Regions from separate parts of the Mus musculus genome. Here region 2 is linked to region 1. Evidence: chromatin loops called from intact Hi-C (ENCODE). Cell type or tissue: heart. All regions are shown on one strand.

The links. Peaks named below come from ENCODE experiments on the same cell type or tissue, not always from the same donor. Only the 100,000 strongest peaks of a DNase experiment are listed, where the experiment ranks them.
Region 2: a loop joins it to region 1, with 4 times the contacts of the local background. A loop is called at or near these places in 5 of 42 quality-filtered maps.

The regions. Positions count from the first base shown.
Region 1 is chr15:5,114,804-5,117,303 of GRCm38, reverse strand. It overlaps Rpl37 (ribosomal protein L37), which reads right to left and starts at 691. Exons shown (of 4, transcript NM_026069.3): 1 at 620-691; 2 at 1-17. The coding sequence starts at 622. It also overlaps a transcript of Card6 not described here. In heart, CTCF peaks have their summits at 763 (motif pointing right) and 962; a DNase peak (open chromatin) is centred at 813; H3K4me3 peaks cover 2,087 bases; H3K27ac peaks cover 2,500 bases.
Region 2 is chr15:6,701,151-6,703,650 of GRCm38, reverse strand. No RefSeq gene overlaps it. Among named protein-coding and RNA genes, the nearest start is that of Rictor, 6.0 kb to the left of the region's middle. In heart, a CTCF peak has its summit at 1,297; no DNase peak of the experiment used is centred here.

The DNA.
Region 1 (2,500 bases):
GATGACGTTCCCTTCGTCTGCACATTAAAAGAAAAAGCAGGAAAAAAAACCCCACATATAAGCAACTCTGAAATCTGACTTCTCAATGTACTCTGGCATTTTCTTAGCAATGAGTATGGATGAGACGTAAACAAGATCCACACGGGACAAAACGGTGTAAAGATTTAAATCTTAGCACACAGGTAGGGTAGGTAGGAAGCACTACCGGCTATCCACACGACCATTATAATGCCTTACTCTGCGCGGACCTAAGCCTCCTTGGCTTTAGGCGTTAAGGACAACATTCTGCCCGTCTCTCAGTCGCGGTACTGCCCACCAAGCAGCCGGTTTCTCGGCGGCTGGGGACAGATGTCCCCAAGCCTGTCCTGATCACCCACCCGGGGCTGCAGTGCGTACGTCTCCTCCAAAGCCCAGAGAGACCCACAGCGGCGCTAGGACCGTGGGCCGGGCTCTGCACACAGCAGCCATCCTTCCAGTTCCTGCGGACCACAGCACGCCGTCTCCTCGCCCATCAGCTCCCCTCACTCGCAACCTTGTCACCGACGCGCCGGGCAACAGGCAGGACAGCCCGAGGAAGAAGGATGGAGAGAGATTTACAGAGCCCAGAAACCACACTCACCATCTTGCTTCTACCGGCGAGGCCAAAGAGACCGGAAGAGAAAGCACCCCCGCCACTTCCTGTGGATAAGCTTCCGCCCAGGAAACTACTTCCGGCGGGTCTTGGTGCAGCCCTATCAGGCCTCGGGTGCGGAGGTGTAGTCTCCCGGGCGAGAGAGCCAGGGAGCCGATTGGGCTGCAACACCGGTAGGGGGCGTGCCTGGCGCTGTGGCTCCGCCCTCCCCAGCGGCCCGCCTCCTGGTTGGAGAGGGTTTCTGGCGGTGTCGGGGCTGCTGCGGTGTTGGCAGTCCGTCTGGTTTCCGGTCCCGGGGCTCGAGGGGAGTCAGACACCCAGTGCGTGGCGGCGCCCCTGGCGGTTGTGCAGTGCTGGGACTGGGATCCCGATCCGGGAAAGCCAGCCTTCCCAGGTTCGTTTTGATGTGGCCGCTCGCTTGCCTGTATGGAGAGTTGGTGAGAGGATGGAGTCACGAAGTGTCTCGGCGAGGGTAGGAGCTTAGTTAGCTTCTGACTCGGGCCGACTCGATTTCACGCGGTGGTCATTCAGAGGCCAGTTGTTTGATCGCACTCAAGGAATCACACGCGGAACTTGTTAAATAACAGCTTCCAGCCAGCGCGCCGCCACCAGGAAATCTGACCCTTTTAGACTTGAGTACAGTTTGCAAGTCTGTACTGTATAAAACACTTTCCTAGATCATTTTGAAATAAGTAACCCTAGACATCCTTGATTAGCGCTAATGCAACTGTCTGTCCGCAATCCCAGTAGGAAACATGGAGAATATAGTACGAACATTGATGAATTGGGGAAAAGTCTCAGTCATACCATCTACATACTTTCTAAAACAAATGTGAGAATCGCTAGTCTATCACATTCAAAAATCTTAAGATAGTGGACAGCAGAACAAAGCAAACACCAAGGAAGCTTTTTGTTTTGTTTTGTTTTTTGTTAGCAAATCGTACCAATTTCTTCTAGGGGAGGGGAGTAGAAAGAAAAATGTATAATCCTTTCCACTCAGAAGTAGTAAACTGAAATCAGAGGAGGGAGGAGATAGGGCACACGGGAGAGAAAGCAAACAAGCATTCAAATGGTTGAACTGGACTATAAATAAGTCTTAGGAGACTGGGTGGCAAATTGCTATAAATTTAGTAGCATGAAGCAACACAGATTTAGTCAACGGGTGTAAACTTTCAGTTATGGGAAATAAATTCTAGGGTCCTCTTGCATTACTGTACCTACAGATAACAAAATTGTATCGCACACTTAAAATTGTATGGCCTCTGCCTCCCAAGTGCTGGGATTAAAGGCGAGCGCCACCACTGCCGGCCTCATTCACAGTTCTGCTGGGAAGCACAAGTGAGGCTTGGTTTGACTAAAATTGAAATGTAGTGCTGAGGTGTAGCTCTGCTCAGTCGCTGTTTAATTGCTGTCTTTCACCTTGCAGGCCAGTAATAACCTACCTTACGTTGTAGTACAGTTTTCTGTGTTCTTCTACTTTTAAGACCGCTTGTTACTACATTCACCCCACCTAGATAATTTCTCCATCTCAAGGTTAACTAACCTGAAACCTTAGTGCTCTCTGCCACCTCAGGATTTATCACGTCACTGGATGCTCTCGCTTGGAGTACTAAACAGCTCTTTTGGGATGGGGTCATGGAGTTGTGTCTACAGCATTGACTATGAAAAATGACATTAGTGAAGAAAGGGTAGGCTGGGCGTTAAACCACCAAGGAGCCCACCCTCAGAGGCAGGATGTCACTGACCTTATCCAAAGACGTGCCTACAGCTGAAGTTATCAGACAGTGAAATCATTTTTTCTCTCTAAAGTGAGTTTGTTCTTTGTGGTGTGCAGGAAATCCGCACATCGGTTTTTGTCCTGAAATTTAT
Region 2 (2,500 bases), 1.6 Mb before region 1:
AGGAAATACCACTATAGTCCCTGAAGATAATTCTGTCTATGACTAGAAAGAAATGTCTCCTTTTGGAAAGTACTGAATTCAATAGCGTATAACTTCTAACATCACTAAAAGAATATGGCTATTATACTAATCTTTAAAAAATATTTTACTAAGCAGCCAGCTTTGTCGCATCAATGGCTAATGTTTCCTGGGGGCAGTTTATACTTCAGATCTCAGGAATAGTGGGTAATGGGTGTAAACTCCTGTTTCACATAATGCTAATAATTTCTGTCTTTAGACACAACATCTAGTTGTACCATTGTTGCTTTTGTTTTCTTATAAGAAAACCCTGAAAATGCTAGAATCAGAACCATCAGATCTCTCAGACTCTGGATAATTTGTGCTTTGCTTTCGTTATTCTGTTATATACACACGTAGTTTCTTTGCAAGACTTTTTTTTTTTTTTTTTTGGATAGGTTCTATGTAGCTCAGGCTGGCTTTGCACCTGCAATACTTCTGTCCCAGCCTCTTGAGCGCTGGAATGGCAGGCATGGACCATCACATCTGGCTCTGGAAGACTGTGTTTAGACCATGTGTACATTTTGTGATGTATAGTTTAAAACATCCTCCTTAAATTCATTTAGCTTGGTATATAGTCATAAGCTAAGGGGGAAGGCCGCTCTGGGAACTCCTGGGATCTGTAGAATCCCAATTCTTCCGTCCCTCGGGATGCTGTGTATAGACTTAGCCTGCTGACCAAATGCCAGGTAAATTGTGGATCTTTACACTATCAATAGACTGTCTTCCGATCTTGGAGAAAGGAGTCTTCAAAAAAAACCTCCTCAAGGGCTGCAGAGATGGCTCCGTGGTTAAGAGCACTGACTGCTCTTCCAGAGGTCTTGAGTTCAATTCCTACCAACCATATGGTGGCTCACAACCATCCAGAGATCCCTCCGTGTCTGAAGACAGTGACAGTGTACTCAAATACAAAAAATAAATAAGTCCTTAACAACAACAAAAACAAACAAACAAACAAACAAAAGTCCTCCACTACAAAGCATAAAACCAAAATAAGAGACCTAGGAGATTCAAGATGTATATCTCAGTGGTACAGTCCTTGCTTGGGAAGTAAAAAGCCTGTGGTTGATCTTCAGTAGGGACAGTAAAATCAGAATAAAGAACAGGAAACGTGGTGAGTGGTATTACTCTAGGGATAAATGCCACAGGCACAGCAGAGAGAAGACTAAGGTAATATCCAAGGTTGGAGAGCCAGTATCAGGAGGTGGACCAAACTGAGCCCAGCTTGGTTGCGCCCCCTGCCCTCCATCAGCAGCAACTACAAGTTCTTTTGGGAGAAAAGTCTAGCATGTACTGGAAAATGGAATCATGATCCAATAAAGAATACTTTATATTATCAAAATCACAGGGAACTGTCACCACTACTAAGAATCAGAAGACAAAACTGATGGAACTCTATAATTTCTGGGAAAATTTATACTTAAATTGAGTGATACTTGGACTTTAGGTAGTGACTATCAGAAACAGAATAGAAAATGCCCATTGTACGGTGGAATGATTTTTTTGACCATGTCTCCGTGATACTGTGACCTTGGGGTAAAAGAAACAAAGAGAATGCCACATTCTCTCTGGCATTCTCCCTGGGATCTTTAATATATATATATATACACACACACACACATATAAATATATATATATAACACAAAGTTGTGAGAACTAACACAACAGCGGTAACCCCTGACTAGGAACTGAAATGACTGAGTTCAGCTGTGTTAGATGAACAGAGTACCAGAAATGAGGGGCACCTACTGTGCTTAGAAATTTGCACATGGGTCTCTTGTTTATTTACTGAAATTTAAAGTTTTAACAACCTTCGGGCAGGGCTCTGGGAAGCTTTGAATATTTTACTATTATCTATGGTTTTGAGGGGTTTTTAATATCTAATGTCACGGCATATTAAGAGGAGAGGAGGTAAATTGCCATGTTAAAAAGAAGAATTTGTTCTAAAGAAGCAACATTTAATGATTTCTTGTCTCCGTGGAAAATGATATGGTTTATTTTTCTTTTTTTTTTTTTTTTAAACAAGACAGGGTTTCTTTGTGCAGCCCTGGCTGTCCTGGAACTGGCTCTCTGTCGACCAGGATGTCTTTGAACTCAGACTCTGCCTCTTAGTGGTGGGATTAAAGGTGTGCACCACCATTGCCTGGCATTTTTATTTAATTTTTCCGTGTGTGTGTGTCTGTCTGTCTGCATGTCTGGGTCCATGTGAGTGTATGCACTTATAACTGTGCAGCAAGTGCCGCTATGTGCCACCCCCCCCACACCCCAGCCCTATAGTCTTGCGCGCGCTCGACTCGACCAGCAAGAACGACGCTGCAACAGGATCCTTCTGCACACGTTTATTGGGAGAGCTTGATTGCAGAGGCGAAAAGACTTCGAGCCCAGAGCTGGTGCTGCTTTTATAGGCCTAGGAGAGGCGTGTCTCATACCCGGATTGGTTATG